2 separate regions of the Homo sapiens genome follow, and region 2 is linked to region 1. A link is an interaction called in ENCODE POLR2A ChIA-PET data of the cell type or tissue named here. Cell type or tissue: endothelial cell of umbilical vein. All regions are shown on one strand. Links, peaks and the distances in the headings refer to the core of each region. The heading gives the core; the rest is flanking DNA.

Region 1 (5,371 bases), core at 105-5,104:
CACCCTCTACTGCCCTGATTTCCACTTACTGCCTATTGTGTATGTTTCTCACTTTCCTACATCAAAAGAGGATGCTTAACTATAAAGAACTTAAACACGGGATCTGGAAACGCAGCAGCTGTAAAGACCTGCCTCTCACCACAGTGAAAATGCTGGGGGATGTTAAAATTGAAGTCGAGTTACTATGTATTTCAAAGTGCTTTGATTCATTAAACAGTCATTTTTTATTTCAAAGCCATTATATCAGAGTTATTTGCATTGCTACTGCATAAACTCTGAGATCTATTGTATTCAAAAATGTTTTATTATGTTGTTTTCGCCAAAAAGATGAATACGCCTTCAATTTTAAAATGAAAGTCTTTGGGAAAGGAGTTTTCAATGCACAGAAACTCACTTCACAAAAAATACCAGGTCTTGAACCACATTTAAAGTGCCCCTGTATTTCATATTGATCCTCCATAAAATACATTTTTAGCTTCCAAGGGAGAGTCTCTCATCTTACTCCTGTCACTCTAGGAATCCAGAAAGGAAAAAAAACATGATATTAAGAATCAAGCATAGCAAAGTCATTTTATAACTAAATTCTTTAAAGGATACTTATCCAAGCTTCACACAGCAATAAAATTTCCAACAATTACTAACAGCTAAGCCATTAGACACAGCTAATGACCCAATACTGGATAGCCATCCTCTCTCAACCCCAAATCCAGTCTGTGTGACCAGACACCTACCGCTCGCCCTGGCTTCCGGGTAAGAGGGAGCATCCTCAAAAGTGAAGAACTGGGGCACGCTCTGGCCCAGGTAAGAGGGAGGCGGGTAGTAAGAATGCATCCTGTACTGGGAGCTCATTGCATGGCGGTTCTCCATGTTCTTCATCTGCTTAAGAAAAAAGAAGAAATATACTGAGATCAACATTGCATGTCACAACTAGTACAATAATTATCTAGTTCTTTAAAACAAGGTAACAGGCTGGGCACAGTGGCTCATGCCTATGTTCCCGACACCTTGGGAGGCCAGGGCGGGAGGATCGCTTGAGCCCAGGAGTTCAAGACCAGCCAGGGCAACACAGTGAAACCTCTTTTCTACATAAAAATCAAAAAATTGTTTGGGTGTGATAGTGCACGAGTGAGATCTCAGCTACTCAGGAGGCTGAGGTAGGAAGATCACTTGAACCCAGGAGTTTGAGGCTGTAGTGAGCCGTGGCTGCTTGCACTACTGCACTCCAGCCTGGGCAACAGAGAAAGACCCTGTCTCAAAAAAAAAAAGCAAATTAAGGGAATAGCCTATCTAAGTTGGAAGTGGCCTCAGCCATGAATATGCTCTTCCAATGTACTGGGCCTAGAACTATGATGGTGCCCTTTCTATCTTAAGGTCCCCTCTAAAGCACCCCTGAAATTCCTTCTGTTCATTTGGTGCTCGATTAACCAGTACAAAAGAGAACAGGGTGGTGGAGAGGGGACAACACAATCTGCTGTAACACTAACAAATTTGTTTGAACGGGCGCAAGTTATCAGACCTCTTCCCATGTTTCTTCATGTGCAAAACTGGAATTTTATCTTGGTTACCTTACAGTGTTCATATAAGGAGAGTATTTAAAATGACTATAGGCTGGACGCAGTGGCTCACGTCTGTAATCCCAGCACTTTGGGAGGCCAAGATGGGCAGATCACAAGGTCAGGAAATCGAGATCATCCTGGCTAACACAATGAAACCCCATCTCTCCTAAAAATACAAGAAAATTAGCCAGACGTGGTGGCGGGCACCTGTGGTCCCAGCTACTTGGGAGGCTGAGGCAGGAGAATGGCGTGAACCCGGGAGGCAGAGCTTGTACTGAGCCGAGATCGCGCCACTGCACTCCAGCCTGGGCGACAGAGCGAGACTCTGTCTAAAAAATATATATATATTAAAAAAAACAAATAAATAAATACTGTAAAACAACATGCAAACCATGTGTAATGGGAAGCTGTGGACATTAGCACAATGCCATGCTGGATCCTGTTAGTCGGTGTCTGTTCCCTGCAGCAAGAACAGGAGTCTGAGATCTGAATTCTGGAGGTGATTTGGCTTCTGCTAACTGGACACATGGGGCAGAGCAAAACTCGGAAGGCAGTAAGGAGGCACAAGCGCCCCTCCAGTGGCAGCTGCATGTGAGCACAGCAGTCATTCATTTTTTTCCGGCAACCAGACCCTGCCTTTAGGACCATGAGATAGCTTTTATATAAGAAGCAGTTCATTCCCTGTGGCTTCCTGATTCTCATTCAAAGCTAAGAAGATATGACTTGATGGCTTAGAAAGGGCCCCCCCTCCATTTCCACTTTCCTGGCCCTGATGACTCTGATTGTGTAAGACCCACTTCCATGAACATCTAGACCCTGTTAGAGACACCGAGCATTCAACTCATGATCACATCTTCACGGCAACAACAGAGCTGGACTTCAGTTATTTATGACAGTCTTTTAAAACTTAAATTTAGATGGTACTCGCTTTTAAACAAAATTCGATCTAAGGGAATGTTCAAGATAAACCAATTCTGTCCAGAAATATGAGTAATTTCAAAATAATCCAAAATAATTCAAAATCATGTTTTTCAATCAAGTATTTTAAATGGTACTTGAAAAAGAAAATAGCACTAACTTGACAGAGCCTGGTAGTGTAAAATTAGGCACTGGGCTTCCTCAAGATTTTCTATGAACATCTACATTCTGGACAATTCACCAACTAACACTGGCTTAAGTGTACTTTGGGTATTATGGTGCTGTTTGGTAGAAAGAGCTAAGTCCCTGATTTCTGCCTGATGCTTTGAGCAGCTCAAGGAATTTATTTTTGATCTCTACTGCTCTCAAGCTCAAATCTATGTTCTCATGAGTGGATTACTTCTTCTGGAGAAGCAAAGATACCATTACAGGTGATTATTTCCTCTCAAGTGAAGTTTACCTGGGTAAGTCCCCTTTATCCTTTCTAGTTTGTTTTTCTGAAGTATATGAAATGGTGTCTCTTCTAGGCCAATCACTCCGTTTTCACTTTCTACCATTACATTAAATCTTTTTTTTTTTTTTTTTTTTTTTGAGACAGAGTCCCACTCTGTCGCCCAGGCTGGACTGCAGTGGCATGATATTGGCTCATTGCAAGCTCCGCCTCCCAGGTTCACGTCATTCTCCTGCCTCAGCCTCCCGAGTAGCTGGGACTACAGGCGCCCGCCACCATGCCTGGCTAATTTTTTGCATTTTTAGAAGAGACAGGGTTTTACCGTGTTAGCCAGGATGGTCTCGATCTCATGACCTCGTGATCTGCCCGCCTCGGCCTCCCAAAGTGCTGGGATTACAGGCGTGAGCCACCGCGCCTGGCCACATTAAATCTTTACTAAATAGAAGGTTAAAGAAGCTATACTCGGAAAACAGCCAAAAAGGAAAAACTGGCTACCCCTAATAAATAAGACCACACAGCAGAAGAGCCCATTAAGAAGCCACTAAACCATTTAAGAGAAAAGGGACAATCATGGTAGCTGTTTACTACACACACCCAGTTATCAATTAGAGCACTGCAGCATCTTTTGATGATTCCCAGCAGCTCTCAATGCGCATATGAATGGCCAGGGGGTCCTGTTAAAATGCAGGTCCTGATGGTAAGACTGGGCTGGAGATGCTGATATTGCTGGTGCCCAGGGACTAGAATACGTGATCCTTCCTCTCATACTTAGTACCTCTCAGAACCCAAGACCAAAGGAAACCCTTTAAAAAAAATTGTTTGAGACCGAGTCTCACTCTGTTGCCCAGGCTGGAGTGCAATGGCACAATCTCGGCTCACTGCAACCTCTGCTTCCTGGCTTCAAGCGATTCTCCTGCGTCAGCCTCCTGAGTAGCCTACTCTACAGACATGCCCCACCACGTCCGGCTAATTTTTGTATTTTTAGTAGAGACGTTTTCTCCATGTTGCCTAGGCTGGTCTCAAATTCCTGGCCTCAAGTGATCCGCCCGCCTCGGCATCCCAAAGTGCTGAGATTACAAGTGTCAGCCACTGCCCCAGCTTAAAAAAAAAAAAAAATTACCAGTTGCTTACAACCATCCAGTTTCCAGCTGAACTGGAAAAGTGAAACTATGTAAATAGCAATTTTTAATTTTCATTCTTTTTTTATTTTTATACACAAAATTCCCCAGAACTAAAAGATTTTTTTCAGGGGTCTGTTGCCATCTACAACTGCTGCAGCAGTAAAAACTCAAACACACTTTGAATTGAAAAGCCATTTGTGTCTCCATAGACTTCCTTAAGTCAATTACACAGTCTGAGTAGTGAACACTGAATTAGAAGCAAGGTGCCGACATAAGCCGTAATATAAATAATGGAGCCTCCCTGCTCTGGGGGCTGAGTTTGTCACATCTACTTCAGGTTTGACAATATCTTCAAGCCAGTTCTTCAAGGAAAATGCTTTTCAATTTTGCCAGGGTACAAGAAAACAGATAGGATTTGGGCCTAAATGCTCTGCAAAATGCTGGATGTTTTTTTTACTATGAAAGTTTACACAAACCTTCCTTTCAAAATGTTTGAAAAATGTTGATCATGAGTCTATAGCAGGTGTCAGCAAACTTTTTATTGTAAATGTCAAACAGTATATATATTTTAGGCAAGCCATACAGTCTCTAGCAATTTGTAAAATGAATGGGCATGGCTGTGTTCCAATAAAACTTTATTTGTAAACAGTGGCACTGGTTCCTTCTCAAACTTCACTCTCACTGGAGTAAGGTGAGAAGGGAACTCAGTACTGATGCCTGGACTCCACTCAAGAAAATCTGGTTTAACTGCTCTGGGATGTGGCCTGGGCCCTGGATATTTTCAAAGATCCCAGTTAATTCTAATATGACACCGAGATTGAGAACCAGTGCTCTACAATTACCAACATATCGTCCATATACCTTGGAAGTACGAGATCCCAACAATCCCCTATATTAACTAAAACAGGCTAAATCTGACAAATAGACTGGCTAACGCTGCCAATCCCAATGTATGTATTATTTGACAAAAAGATGAAGATGAACAGTAAAATTCTTTTTTTTAACTAACGCTTACTGGAAAATAAACACAATTTCAAATCCATGCGTGTGCTTATTTATTCCCTTAATTCCTTTTCCATGTTTTCCAAAAGCATGAAATAAAAAGAACTATTAGGAAATAGGAATTTAGTTATTTATATTCAAACATTCACTATCCTTAATGAATCCCCAAGATCACTGAGCTATAAAAGAATTCCAGTAAAAGAAGAAAAAGATACAAAGGGTCAGACTCCATTTGAGGTTACTAGAATGTGAACTGATATGGTTTGGCTCTGTGTCCTCACTCAAATCTCATCTCACACCGTAATCTCCACGTGTCAAAGAAG
Region 2 (5,371 bases), core at 129-5,128, 74 kb after region 1:
CTAAAGACATTAACTTTCCGTTAAAATGTTAAATTACCAGCCTACTTACGAACCTTCAAAAAAACAAAACCACAGACGGACCAAATCTCAAACCCTGGCGCGCTTTTTTCCACCTGCGCATATTCTTTAAAATTCTTAAGCGTGCTTTAAAACATCTTCAAAGTAATTTGCACTTTAATCTTCGGTCGAGAATGCAAATTTTAAAATGCTAATAAAATTTCCAGAGCTCTCAAAATGGCTGAGGCGCTCAGCCTCCATCCACGGAGGGCGAAGACAAAAAGCGCCCCAGGCGCGCAGGGAAACCGCGCAACGCTGTGTCCATTGCAGCGACTTTTCCAGAAAAACAAACAAGGCTTTCCGACAGGTTACCCGCGTAAGCAGCAGCCGGCCGAGCCTCCCTTTCCCGCTAACCTAGCAGCCAGCGCTGCCGCCCTCCAAGATCCTTTCTAATTTAAGTGCAACTCAGCAAGGAGGGAGAGTCAGAGATTCTGGGGACGCTCGAGGAAATCGAACCCCGAAACCCTCTGCTCCCAAGGCGCGGTCGGAGATTTTTGGGACCCCAAAGCGGAGAGAATTCCTTAATTCTCTGCTAGAAGAGCGGGGCTAGAGATCCCTGGGATTCCCTTGGAGTCGAACCCTCCCCTCTAGCCTCACCTCGGAGGGCGGGAGCGAAGATCCTGAAGACTCCTCTAGCGCAATAAACCCTCCCAATTCTGTTGGAACGCGGGCTCTGGGATCGCGGGGAAGCCCAGAGGGGCGAACCCCGGAATTCCCTGCCCTGAGAGCGGGATCAGGGATCTCAGGGACCCGGGAGCAGAGGGAACCCCCGCAACTCCGCCGAAACACAGGGTGAGAGATCGTGGGGAACCCCGAGCCGAGCGAAGCCCGCAACTCTGCCCGGCGGGCGGGATCAGACGCGTCTCCGGCGCTCCCAGACCGGCGATGTAGCGTGGCCGGGAGCCCAGGACCCCAAGCGCCGCCGCTGTCGGCAAGTACCGCCGCATCTCTCCACAACCCAGGACCCGCATGGCAACGGCCATGCTGGGGGGACTTCATTCAAGAAACTCGGGCCCCGCCGGGAGCGGTGGCCCACGCCTGTAATCCCAGCACTTTGGGAGGCCGAGGCGGGTGGATCACCTGAGGTCAGGAGCTCGAGACCGGCCTGACCAATATGGTGAAACCCCCGTCTCTACTAAAAATACAAAAATTAGCCGGGCATGGTGGTGTGCGCCTGTAGTCCCAGCTACTTGGGAGGCTGAGGCAGGAGAATTGCTTGAACCCGGGAAGCGGAGGTTGCAGTGAGCCAAGATCGCGCCACTACACTGCAGCCTGGGCAACCGAGCGAGACTCCATCTAAAAAAAAAAAAAAAAAAAAAAACTAAGGCTGAACCCGGGCTCCCGCACGCCCGCACCCACCTGCGCGGCCATCACGCGCTGCCTCTCGGCGATCAGGTTGCACTTCTTGCACTGGCAGTCGCGCCACATGCAGAAGCGCTTGTGGCCCTTGAGCGGCGAGGCGTAGCCGTGGTTCCTGCAGCGTGCGCACTTGGGCAGCCGCGGGGACTTCTTGCTCCCGGCACCCAGGTCCGACGCCCCGGAGCCGGAGCCGCCTCCTCTGCTGCTGCCCCCGGCGCTCGAGCCGCTGGCCGCCCCCACTAGCGCCCCAGACGCTTTGCCAAAGCCCCCGGCTCTGCCCTGCGGCGGTACCCCGGGGGCGTGAGGGGCTTCCGACGGTGTAGAGGGCTTGCTGAATGCCTCGTCGTTGGGCATGGTGCCCCTAGGAGAAGTGCGAGCACTCTGGCCCCCTCTCTCGCCTGGAGACTGCTGCGAGGGATGAACCCGACGGACAGCGACGCTCCGGAGGAGGAGGCGCAGGAGACGTGTGCGCTGCAGCCGGAGGCGCAGCTGGAGTGGCGAGGTCTGGGCACGCCACGCCCGGAGTGGTGGGGGGTTGTGCCTTTTCTTTTGGCGCGCGCGCGACTCAGAACTTTCGGATACTTTTCAGAACATTCCCGGGACTGCCTGGGAGGGAGCGTGGCCACGCCCACCGCCCCCCGACTCCAGCCACCGCTCTCCAGCTGCTTGCAAACTTGCACCGGCTGCAAGCATCCAGGGCTTTGCTGCAGGGTCCCTGCAAGCGCACCGAGAGATACAGAGCGGCCTGGGAATCGCGTGGCACCCCTCGCCCCGCTCTCGGAGGCGCCAAGACCCGGTTGCCAAAGCACGGTGCACCGAGGAAGCTGGGCTCCCCAGGTCAAGACCAGAGCCGTGCTTGCATGCTTAGAGGAGGTGCAAACCACCCTATGGGGTCTTCTAGCTCCCTTTCCCCCAGAGAGACGCACCAGATTTGATAGAGCCGACCTTGGCAGCAGCCAAGTCAGAAAAAAATTTTTTTTCTCGCTTAAGAGAATTAAATATGAGGTGGAAGGCCTGAGAAATTTATAGGGTAAATCAGAGTTGCCCTATATACGGCAAAGAAGATCCTCAGTGTTGGGGCACAAGCACTTCAAAAATCTCAAAGGTTGGAACTTTCTGTTCTCCGTTTATCCCTTCCTGCACCTGTCTTCATTTGCTCACAACACTTCTACCTCCTTCGCTCCAAATAACTTTACGATCTACTGTTGCAGCCCGTGTTCCCGTTCACTTCAGGTGCATATAGCTTCTTGTCTGTGAGGCTGTTTAAACTTAGACTCTGCAGGCACGGGAAACTCAAACTTAAAAAGAAACATATGTATTAAAAAAAACTGAGGTTGTGGGGGGTGGTTACACAGATGTAGAAATGTATCAAAACTCATTCTACACTTCATATCTTGCATTTTACAGTATGTCATTATACCTCTACACACACACACACACACACACACACACACACACACACACACACCCCTGGCTCGATCATCTTACAGCCTGTCCCAGGGTTCTCATCCTGAACTCCCGCCCCAGCCATGCCTGTGTCCTCTCTGCACCTGCACAACAAATGTATCCCTAAGGCCTGCTGAGCAGTTCTTCCTACACACCCACGTGCCCCCCTAAGGCCAGCCCTTCACCTCAAGTCTGAATCTCTGCGGTAGCTCCCAGCTGCTATCTCCATGTCTTAGTCTTCCGGTATATTCTATACACACAGCAGGGGGCCCCAGCAGTACTTTGCTATTGTTTTCCATGTTAACAAGTTAAAGACCCCGGAGTGGCTCTTAATGCACTTTGAATGCTCCTTATTTTCCACCAGCACTGGTACTCACCTTCAGGATCCTGGGCCGCCTCCAGACCTAGGGGATTATTTCTCCAAAGAGGCATGGTCACCCTGTTCAACTTCTCATCAAAATGGTTGTACTGTGGCCACCTCTTTCAGCAGTTTGGTGTTTTCAGCACTGAGTTCTGAAATCCTCGAATCTGCCTTTGGAGCTCTAATTCTGAGGCCTCTCTCACAGGCCCTTTCCCTCAGTCTGAAATTTCTCCATTAGTATTCTCTGTCTGAAAATTACTTCCAAAAGAAGCTTCTAGCTTTACACAGCACCTCATACCCTACCTGTGAAACCAGTGAAGCTCTACTCCTGACAGGAGCTAGGATGCAACAATCTATTCCATCCTGGAAACTTATAAATGATAACCACTTAAATCTTCCATTAAAACAATCTTCCATTAAAACACGCATGTCAATTGCTGTTATCCAATATTTATGTTCTTTTTCCAGATTTATATTTTATTTATTTAATTTTTAGAGATAGAGTCTTGCTCTGTTGCCTGGGCTAGAGTGCAGTGGCACAGTCATAGCTCACTGTAGCCTCCAGTTTCTGGGCTAAAGGGATCCTCCTGCCTCAGCCTTCCAAGTAGCTGGGACTAGAAGCATGTGCTACCACGCCAAATTTTTTTTTTTTTTTGAAATGGAGTCTCGCACTGTCACCCAGGCTGGAGTGCAGTGGCGCGATCTCAGCTCACTGCAAGCTCCGCCTACCGGGTTCACGCCATTCTCCTGCCTCAGCCTCCCAAGTAGCTGAGACTACAGGCGCCTGCCACCATGCCCGGCTAATTGTTTGTACTTTTAGTAGAGACCGGGTTTCAACATGTTAGCCGGGATGGTCTCGATCTCCTGACCTCGTGATCCACCCGCCTCGGCCTCCCAAAGTCCTGGGACTACAGGCGTGAGCCACCAAGCCTGGCCCCAATTTTTAAAAATTTTGTGGAGACAGGGGCTTACTATGTTACTCAGGCTGGTCTCAAACTCCTGGCCTCAAGTGATTCTCCTCCTTCCACCTCCCACAGCACTGAGATTTATAGGTGTGAGCCACCGTGCCTGACCCATATTTGTATTTTAATATATAAACTGGAGCTGAATCATTCCCAAGGTCCTGTCCAGTTCTAGAGAGTGAAGTAGATGCAGGAGGAAACAGCTGTCAAATCCCAAATTACAGGGGAATATAGGTTCTTTATAAGCATCCTATTACTGGAATCTGTGAAGGAGGAATTTAAGCCCACAGAAAATTCGGGGCTAGGAATCTCTGTGACCAAGGTATTATAACATAAAATGTTGTGATGAAGTTAATAGCCTAGTAAATTTATTCACAAACCACAGAAGAGGTACCAGACAGGAGACCACCAAAAATAGAGACGGGCCCTGCACAGTGGCTCACGCCTATAATCTCAGCACTTTGGGAGGCCGAGGCGGGCAGACCACCTGAGGTCAGGAGTTCGAGACCAGCCTGGTCAACAGGGTGAAACCCCTTCTCTACTAAAAATGCAAAATTAGCCAGGCATGGTGGCACACACCTGTAATCCCAGCTACTCGGGAGGCTGAGGCAGGATAATCACTTGAACCCGGGAGGCGGAGGTTGCAGTGAGTCAACATCGTGCCATTGCACTCCAGCCTGGGCAAAAAAAAAGCAAAACTCCACCTCCAAAAAAAAAAAAAAAGTGGCCAGGCGCGGTGGCTCACACCTGTAATCCCAGCACTTTGGGAGGTGGAGGCAGGTGCATCATGAGGTCAGGGGTTCAAGACCAGCCTGACCAACATGGTGAAACCCTGTCTCTACTAAAAATACAAAAATTAGCCGGGCTTGGTGGCGCGTGCCTGTAATCTCAGCTACTCGGGAGGCTGAAGTAGGAGAATCTCTTAAAACCTGGGAGGCAGAGCTTGCAGTGAGCTGAGATTGCGCCATTGCACTCTAATCTGGGCAAGAGAGGGAGACTCCTTCTCAAGAAAAAAAAAAAGTCTGGGCGCAGTGGCTCATGCCTGTAATCCCAGCACTTTGGGAGGCCGAGGCAGGCAGATCACTTGAGGTCAGGAGTTTGAGACCAGCCTGGCCAACATGATGAAACCCTGTCTCTACTAAAATACAAAAATTAGCTGGGCAGGGTGGTGGGTGCCTGTAATTCC

Evidence for each region. Peaks named below come from ENCODE experiments on the same cell type or tissue, not always from the same donor. Only the 100,000 strongest peaks of a DNase experiment are listed, where the experiment ranks them.
Region 2: POLR2A ChIA-PET joins it to region 1 with 11 read pairs; 2 of 35 experiments call an interaction of 5 or more read pairs at or near these places.

The regions. Positions count from the first base shown.
Region 1 is chr9:912,268-917,638 of GRCh38, reverse strand. It overlaps DMRT1 (doublesex and mab-3 related transcription factor 1), which reads right to left. Exons shown (of 5, transcript NM_021951.3): 4 at 732-876. Among named protein-coding and RNA genes, the nearest start is that of DMRT3, 62 kb to the left of the region's middle. In endothelial cell of umbilical vein, for the core only: no CTCF peak of the experiment used is centred there; no DNase peak of the experiment used is centred there.
Region 2 is chr9:838,238-843,608 of GRCh38, reverse strand. It overlaps DMRT1 (doublesex and mab-3 related transcription factor 1), which reads right to left and starts at 1,912. Exons shown (of 5, transcript NM_021951.3): 1 at 1,417-1,912. The coding sequence starts at 1,770. In endothelial cell of umbilical vein, for the core only: no CTCF peak of the experiment used is centred there; no DNase peak of the experiment used is centred there; H3K27me3 peaks cover 2,827 bases.